3 separate regions of the Homo sapiens genome follow, and regions 1 and 3 are each linked to region 2. A link is a contact called in ENCODE Hi-C or POLR2A ChIA-PET data. All regions are on one chromosome and are shown on one strand. Each heading gives the region's core, a stretch centred on a gene start or an enhancer-like site at or near the end of the contact. The rest is flanking DNA. Distances are from core to core; before and after follow the strand shown.

Region 1 (2,700 bases), core at 161-2,660, 240 kb before region 2:
TTCCCCCGCCCTTTTCTGGGGCACAGCTTTGATTAAAACCTGTTAGGAATGATAATTACCCCCTTCTCTTTGTTCCTGTGCTATTCCTTTTACTCCTCTCCTCTGATTCCTCCATACCCACCCATCTTTCATCCAGTAGCCTCCTCCCCATCATCTCCCATTTCTTCTACAGGGGGACTCCCCCAGGTCTGGTAGCCCAAAGCTGCTGCTACAGCCGCCATGGGGGGGTGAATTCCTCATCCCCCAATACAGGTAAGTATTCACTCCTCCCTACCCTCAAATCAAGTAGGCCACATTCACTGTCTACTCCTGCCTTCCCATTCACATGCCTGATATTTCCACAGGCAACCAAGACTCCAAGCAGGGAGAACAGGAAACAAAGAATAGGTGAGGTCTAAACCCCTCCCCTAACAGCCTCCCACCACCATCTGACTCCCTTCCTAACATCATTCTCAGTCACTTCCTACTCTTAAATCTTATTGTATGAACTGGACACCAGCTCCTCCCACAATTCCTTCTACCTTACATCCTGCAAGCCCCTTTCCCCCACAGGTTCAACTCTGGTACTTCCCTTTGGAATACGGATTCTCTGAGAGGTTTTAAATTTGGACATAGCACTAATGGTTCCAGCTTCATACCCATCATGTGTCCTACATTAAAACCTGGCCCGAGACCTTGAAGAGTCTGTAATCTTAATTTCCTCTTTAGTATTCCTATAACCCACTCTCCATCTCCCCACCTACCAGGTCTGCCAGTGAGGAGCAGGCCTTGTCACAGGATGGGTCTGGGGAGAAGCCCATGCACACAGCTCCTCCACAGGCCCCGGCCCCGCCAGCCCAGTCCTGGACAGTGGGTGGGGACATACTCAACGCCAGGTTCATTCGAAACCTGCAGGAACGTCGCAGCACCAGGCCTTGGTGACCGCAGCCCCGTCAAACATCTTCAAAGTATTATTTCTCCCTCACTACAGGAAAGAGCCAAAGCCCAACCCTCATAATAGATGGATACATTCATTCATTCATTCATTCAGCAGGCTTATCAGATTCAAGTCATTTGTATCTTTTAACCAGACCAATAAAAGTATTTATTTTTATCACAAGAGCTGTTGAAAAATTTGACTCATTATTTCAGCCGCCTCACCCCTCACTGTCGTTGCACCCATTCAGCCTTCAGCCCTGTTTTTGCTCAGCTTTTTGCTCAAAGGCCTCAGCTGTGAATACAGCGCTTGGGGGGGCGGGGGAGGCTGTAACTTGCGCAAGCGCACTCAGGCAGTCTCCGAGCCCGCGGGCGCAGGCGCGCTTACAGCCGACAGAGCGCTTCAGCCGCTTCCCTCGAGCCTGCAGTGCGCAAGCGCGGGACATCTCCGTTTCCCTCCCTCAGCCCCTTCCCCCCCTACCCCCCCGCCCCGGCCTCCTTTCCCCTTCACGAAGCCGGCTCTGGGGCGCGCTCACCCCTGTGAGGAGGCCGGAGGTCGGACTCAGGAGGCTCCTTCTCCACTCCCGGAAGATCATGTACCAGCCCAGCCGGGGTGCGGCCCGGCGTCTCGGCCCTTGCCTGCGCGCCTACCAGGCTCGACCCCAGGTGAGCGGAGGAGAAGAGGGAGGGAGGAGAGGGGGCGGGGAGAGACCCTCCTCAAAGCCGGTGCGTGGGGCGGAGCGCGCGCTGGGTTCCGCGCAGGCGCAGAGACACCCGCCGCCCCTTCCCACCTGTGCCCTGCAGCGCGTGGACAGGCTAGGGGTCGCGGGAGCGGGAGGGAGGCGCTGCCGGGCCTGTCGCGCAAGGACGTCGGTCCTCCCAGGTTTGAGGGCGGTCAGGCGGGGTCAAGGCCAGGCAGCGGGGCGCGTCTGCGTTGCGCCCGACTCTCCGCGGTTACCTGTGCCTAGAGGTGATTTGAAGGGCAGGGGCCGAGAGATTCGTAGCCCTGCTGCGGCGCCGTCCCGGAGTTCCCCGGCCCAGACCAGACCCGCGGGGCGCCCTCAGCAGCCCGCCCGTCTTGCACTCGGAGAGCGGTCCTGGCAGGAAGGCCGGCCAGTGTGCACCCGGTTCGGGCCCCTGCGCCCGGGCTGGCAAGATGGCCACGCCCCCAGCAGAGACGGCGCCTCTAGGACACCATCGGGGACCGAGGTACCCGAGCGGTCCGCCCGCCTTCCCTGCAGTGAGACGATCCCCTGGGGGGTTCCTTGGGAGCGGAGGGACTCGGGTGAGGCCTAACTTTGGGTGACCTCCCCTTGCAGTTTCAACGTCGGTAAACCCAGGAGAGTGAAGGCCAGCCTTTAACTGTCTCCTGAGGTTGTGTCTGTCATTAGAGGGGCCCGAAATGATAATAGCTTCCATTTATGTACTGCTTTCTAGGTCGCTACGTTTTGTTTACATTCATTATTTCATATAGGCCTCATAACCCAGTGAGGCTTTATTGTTCTCATTTATAGGACATTTGTAGGAAGCGGAGGCATAGGGAATGAGAATGCCTAAAGTTACATGATAGAATTCAGATTCCTAGCTTCAGCTGGATATTCTTTTTTCTCTGTACATTTGCCTCGCACACTTAATCATGGAGATGTACAGGCCACAGCATTTAATCCACAGTACAATAAAACCTGTTATTCGTTAACTCATCAAGTATGTATTACATGATTCTTGCGATAAGAGAGGTGAAACTGCCCCCAGTGTTGGAATCTTTTTTTTTTTTTTTTTGAAATG
Region 2 (2,700 bases), core at 51-2,550:
TGTTGTCTGGGACTGCAAGCAGGGTATGTTTTTATCTACTGTGAGGTTCCTGGGGCGGAGATGTGCAGTGGAGCGAGAACTTCCTGTGACCGTGACATTGTCTAGGTGGTGAGCAGGTGTGGGGGTGTGGAGAGAGGTGAGGGGCTGAGGTAGTGCTGAGTGGGGAAAAAGCACCTCCCACCACAAGCTGTTCTGTCCCGCTCCATCCTCTGCCCAGTAGCTCTCTCAGTTGCTTTGCCTACTCAGTCTCACTGTTTCATCTTCCCTGGGTCTCTTGGTCCCCTTCCTTTTGACTGTGTGTGATTTTCAGTGTGCCTCCATCCTTCTCCTGCTCCTCTTCTTCCTCCTCCCGACCACTCAACTTTGTCCTGGCCTCATTTTTGGCCTCTTCTGGCCAGTGATCAGACCCTCTGGCCCACTACGGCCAGAGCTGGCTGGGCCTGAGGGAGGCTTGCCCTGAGGACTCCTGAGTCCCCCTCCCACTCCACTCCGTTGGGAGCCCAGGGGAATCAGGGCCTGGGCGTCTGGACCCCCGGGTCCCTTAGAACGCCCTTCAGAGAGAGGAACTGAGAGGAGAAGGAGAAGAGAGTGGGCCCGCCTTCAGGGTCTGGGGCCTTCCAGGTTGGGTCGTAGGGGCGGGAGCGCACAGGCTGCGAGAGAGGAGCAAAGGTTGGTGGAGGGAGAAGAGCAGTCTGGGGCCTGGCTGGACAGGTGAGCCCTGAGACCTGAGCTCTGCTCCCTTCTCTGGGCTAACTCCCGCAGCTGGGCTGGGCCGAGCCTGTGGGAACCTGCTTCTTCCTCTGTGCCCTGGGGCTGCTCCCCTTTGCCTCTCCCACCAGGAACCGATCCCAGAAGTAGGAGGGGCGTCTTCCCCTCGTGGGCCCTGAGCGGGACTGCAGCCAGCCCCCTGGGGCGCCAGCTTTGGAGGTTCTCGTTTGGGGAAGCGGGGGTGGGCTGCGAGTGGGTGGAGGGGGCTGGGCGCGGAGCCGGCCGGAGGCAGCGGCGCGGGCGGCTGGGCGGCCTGGGAGCGCCCAGGCGGGCTTGGCGGGCGGGTTACCTGGGGGAGGCCGGGCCGGGCGCTAGCGCGCGGGGTGGGCGTGGCGGGCGCGGGGCCTGGAGCTCGGCGCCGGGCGTGGGAGCCACTGGGACTACTGGGTCCGGGAGGGGGAAGGGAGGGCTGCGAGCCCGAACGCGCGGCGAGAAGGCCGAGGGGAGGGAGGGGAGCGAGGAGCGGGAGGAGGAAGGGAGGGAGCCGAGGCGAGGGGGAGGCGGCGCCTGGGCCCGAGCCGCCCCAGCCCTGGCTCCTCTCCCCGGAACAGGCCCCCGACAGCTGCTCTCGGGAGCCGCCTCCCGACACCCGAGCCCCGCCGGCGCCTCCCGCTCCCGGCTCCCGGCTCCTGGCTCCCTCCGCCTCCCCCGCCCCTCGCCCCGCCGCCGAAGAGGCCCCGCTCCCGGGTCGGACGCCTGGGTCTGCCGGGAAGAGCGATGAGAGGTAGGGAGAGCGGCGGCGGAACCCGCGGGCGGAGGCCTGGGGCTCTTGGGGTGGGGGCGCGCGGCGGCGCCTGCAGGGCGAGGGGCGGGGGAGGCAGGACGTCCCGAGCCATGCTTGGTCGTCCAGCTCTTCTAAGCCTCCCTGCCCGCCTCCCCGATGCTCTGGCATACCGTCTGAAAACCGGGGGCGGGGACTGGGTGGAGGTGAAGCCCGTGACCTCCCAGAAAGAGTTTTGAGCCTCCAGCCTTGAGGCAAGTCCCCTCTCACTCAGTGCGGAGGAACTGAGCCCCGGGAGGAGGTGCTCCTGTGCAGCCCCACTGAGTCAGCTCATCTATCGCCTGCCCTCCACCTGGCCAGTCCCTGCGGGCATCTAACTGCTAAGCCTCCGCTCAGCCAACACCCAGTTGGTCAGTCTGGTCACAGTCCAGCAAAAAGAGGGACTGCCACTCTAACCCACCAGTGACACCACTCTTCCCGGCTGGATGGTCAATTAGCTCTGGCATGAGAGAATGTCACTGCCGGTGAGCGCCAGCTTCAGGGTCCCACCCCCCCATGCCTGGCTCTTGGCTGAACATTTCTTCCCAGCGCTTCCAGCAGCCAGAGGCAGGCGCCCAAGCTCGCTGGCTGTTGCTGAGGGCCTGTAGGTGTGTCCAGGACTGAGTGGTGTGGTGGAGACAGGTGAAAGGGGAGTGAGTGGAAAGGCAGGGAAAGGCTGTTGTCCTTATTGCCACTCTTCCCACCCAGCGCCCACCTGTTCCCTGCCCCCTCGACGTCCCTCTGGCTTGGTCACCCATGTGTGTTAGAGGCTGGGCCCCAGTTCTCTGGGGATCCTGTGCCCAAGGGCCCGGGTGTGTGTGTCTCATGCTGTCTTTTGGTCACAGGAGCATGTGGTGTCTGTCATTTCATGTTCACAGGTGTCTGAAGGTGGCTATTCACTGAGCGATGGGGTTGGACTTGAAGGAATGCCAAGGTGTGGACGGGTTGATGTATGCATGAGCTTCTGTGTTTGCTCTGTCTCAGAAACTCTGTGAGGGTTGTCAGGGACACTGAGAGGTGGGTGTGTGCATGCCACATTTAGCCTCGCTGTTTACAGCCAGTTCAGTAAGTTTGTGTGTTTCACCGTGTGTGTGTGTACAGAGCTGTGTGGGTGTTGTCTGAGTGGGACTTGGGGGTTGGGAGAGGAGCGTGAAGGGCTTGAGGCAGGGTGG
Region 3 (2,700 bases), core at 174-2,673, 230 kb after region 2:
CTGTATCACTCAGACTTCCTCTTCTGCCTCCCATGTCCACATTAAGGGACCTGGTGACTACACTGGACCCACCTGAATAATCCATGATAATCTCTGTGAAGTCAGCCGAATAGCAACCTTAATCCCATCTGGAACCTTAATTTCCCTTTGCCATGTAACCTAATTCCTACGTTCCAGGGATTAGGATGTGGACATCTTTGATGGTGTTGGGGTTGAAGACATCATTCTGCCTGCTACTGGTGGTCAGATGTGCCATAGAGTATAAGAAACCTTGGGAGAAAGTGGCTATTTCCAAGTAACAGTAGAGGAGAGCCTTTAAATGCTGCTGTCAAATGGCCAGGACTTGATCCTTGTTGAAGCTGGGCGATGAGAATGTAGAGATTCATTAACAGTTTGTTGGCTTTTAAATATGTTTGCAAATTTTATTATAAAAATGCAATGGCTTTGTTCTCTCCATGGCTTCCGGGAGGCCCCAGGAGTAGGCTTCCCTGGCTGCCCAAGGTCTAAACATGAGCTGTTGGCTGATTCTACTGCTGTGTCCTCCCCACCTGCCCCTGCTGGCTTAACCACTGGAGGAGTGAAGAGCTCCTCTCCAGAACTGGCAGTGGATGGAGCCCAGAGGCCTTTTTGGATGACATGCATGAGTTTTACACAAGCTTTTAATTTGGAGCACAGCAGGAGACTCGAGGAAACACCACATCAGAGAGCCTTCTCTCCCTGCAATTCCCATTCATGAAGCATCTGAGGACCTCGATTCCTGCCATTGGCTGCAGATCAGGGGCCAGATGCTGGACCAAGGGTGATTCAATCCCTTTCTGGTCAATGTAATACATTTTTGCTGATTCCAGACTTGGAGTTTCAACAGTTCTAAATTCAGGACCAGACAGCACCACCCTGATAGGAGGGAATGGGTTAAGTGCTACAGTAGGGGTGAATTCCTTTGCAGCCAAGCAGAGGCTCTGAGAGGTGGCCTGGGGTGGGGGGTGGGGCTCCTACAGGGACAAGCACAATCCACTCTGCCCTCCTTGGGATGCGGGAACTTCGTCCGCCTCAGCCTCTCCCTGCCTGTCTCAGGACTTAAGTCGCATGGACCCCACCACACACTCCACTTTCTCTCTCTTCTCCAGTGGAAGCGACTCCTCTTTCCCACTGGGGCACTCTGCCTTCTCAGCCCTCACCTGAGAGCCATGTTGCTCACACTCTCACTCTGGACCCCAGCAGAGCAGGGAGTGTGAAGATGGAGAGACCACCGGCAGCTCTGTTCTGCCACAGGCTGGGCCTCTTGATCTAGGCCAGTGAGTCACCCTGCTTGGCTGCACTCCCTGCCCTGCTCCCATCCTCTCAGTCCTTTACTCTCTCCACCCCCAGCTCCAGGAACAACGCCCAACTGGCCTCCTACTCAGCTGACAGGAATCTGGTTGGAGTTGTTGTGTCCCAGCCTTCCCAAGCTTCCAGGTGTCCCAGAAACCCAGGAAATCGAGACTCATGACTCCCAGAGAGGATGGCATCTAGAAGGTGAGGAATGCTAATGGTGGAAGAAAAGGAGTTTGGGTGGGGAGGGGAGGGGAGGGGAGGGAGAGGAAACACTGAGGGCCCTAAATAAGGGGAAGGGGGACCCCACGGTGAATGAGGAATGGGAAGAGAATGGATTTCCTGGAGCAATGAGAGAGGAGGGAAATGGCGGAAGGATCTGGGAGGCCAGGCAATCTCTGCTTTCAGTTCAACAAATATTTATTGTCTTCCTCCTCTGTGGGAGCAGCTGGAAGGTAGAAGAGAAACACAGCCCGCTTTTGAAGGAAAATGAGGAACACAGAGACCTCTAGAGGCGTAGGAAGAGCACCACCCAGACTCTCAGAGGAGACCCAGGACTCCAAGAAGGCAAAAAGTCTGCACCTAGTCCCCACAGTTTACTGAGCCATCTGTCCAGGATCCAGGGACAGCAGGGAGCCTGCTTCAACCTCTGAGGGTGCCCCAGTGTCTCCCTCACCCAGGGAATCATCTGAGCACTGAGGGAAGTGGCCACAGGAAGGGGCTGAGATAAGGGCCTTGAGAGGCAATGGGTGTGTTGGGGACGGTGATCTAGGAGGGCGTGGTGAGCTCTGTAATGGAGGGTGGGGTGGAATTGGGAGCGAGAGCCCAGTGGCATATTGGGTGGGTTGACTAGATGTCGAAGAAAGGTCAGTGAAAAGTGGCCACTGTTTCCAGATGATGGTTTGACTTTGCTTTATTTGGTAAAGGGGAAGAGGAAGGTATAACTTCTTCAGGCGTCAGAGGTGCTCTGAGAGCATTTCAGGGGTTTCCCAGTTGAGAAGCTGATGGGGGTGTTACTCAATGGACCATTTCCACACAGTAGAGGGAATTGTAAGGGGTGGTGATCTGGCTGAGGGGCACTGTGGTGGAATGGGAATTTAAACAGTAGGAGAGAATCAAGAGAGGAGCTTTGAATCTACCATTTTGAGAAGAGGAAGGAGGAAGGGGTGATAAGAGAGAGTCTGCAACCTTGGGGTAGTGGAGAAAGCAGAACCACTCTTTTGGGAAGGAGGGAAACTGAGCTAACCCTATGCCTGGGCACTGGACTTCTCCCATATGGGATATAGTGTATGTGCTTGTTTGTGCCCAAGGCATGCACACACACAACAGTTGACTTCTTATGGACTGTTGAGTAACTCTCCTTGGGGTAGGAAAACTTCAGGGTCAGCT

The links. Hi-C counts contacts between places; a loop is a spot of excess contacts on that map. ChIA-PET counts read pairs that join two places held with the same protein, here RNA polymerase II (POLR2A). Pooled maps may share reads with other maps.
Region 1: a loop to region 2 is called in a pooled map, with 4 times the contacts of the local background. The contact joins the promoter of C6orf136 here to the promoter of DDR1 in region 2. A Hi-C loop is called at or near these places in 6 of 50 pooled maps. POLR2A ChIA-PET finds 5 or more read pairs at or near these places in 3 of 52 experiments (H1, activated B cell and activated CD4-positive, alpha-beta T cell).
Region 3: POLR2A ChIA-PET joins it to region 2 with 11 read pairs in MCF 10A. The contact joins the promoter of PSORS1C1 here to the promoter of DDR1 in region 2. A Hi-C loop is called at or near these places in 1 of 50 pooled maps. POLR2A ChIA-PET finds 5 or more read pairs at or near these places in 2 of 52 experiments (MCF 10A and endothelial cell of umbilical vein).

Annotation. Positions count from the first base shown.
Region 1 is chr6:30,645,723-30,648,422 of GRCh38, forward strand. C6orf136 (chromosome 6 open reading frame 136) reads left to right here and starts at 1,411. Exons shown (of 6, transcript NM_001161376.2): 1 at 1,411-2,124. The coding sequence starts at 1,510. ATAT1 (alpha tubulin acetyltransferase 1) reads left to right here. Exons shown (of 13, transcript NM_001413067.1): 11 at 173-252; 12 at 345-387; 13 at 747-1,099. The coding sequence ends at 921.
Region 2 is chr6:30,883,219-30,885,918 of GRCh38, forward strand. DDR1 (discoidin domain receptor tyrosine kinase 1) reads left to right here and starts at 1,301. Exons shown (of 18, transcript NM_001297654.2): 1 at 1,301-1,492. RefSeq lists enhancers at 836-1,609, 1,679-2,186.
Region 3 is chr6:31,113,377-31,116,076 of GRCh38, forward strand. It overlaps PSORS1C1 (psoriasis susceptibility 1 candidate 1), which reads left to right and starts at 1,424. Exons shown (of 6, transcript NM_014068.3): 1 at 1,424-1,515. CDSN (corneodesmosin) reads right to left here. Exons shown (of 2, transcript NM_001264.5): 2 at 1,711-2,700. The coding sequence ends at 2,649.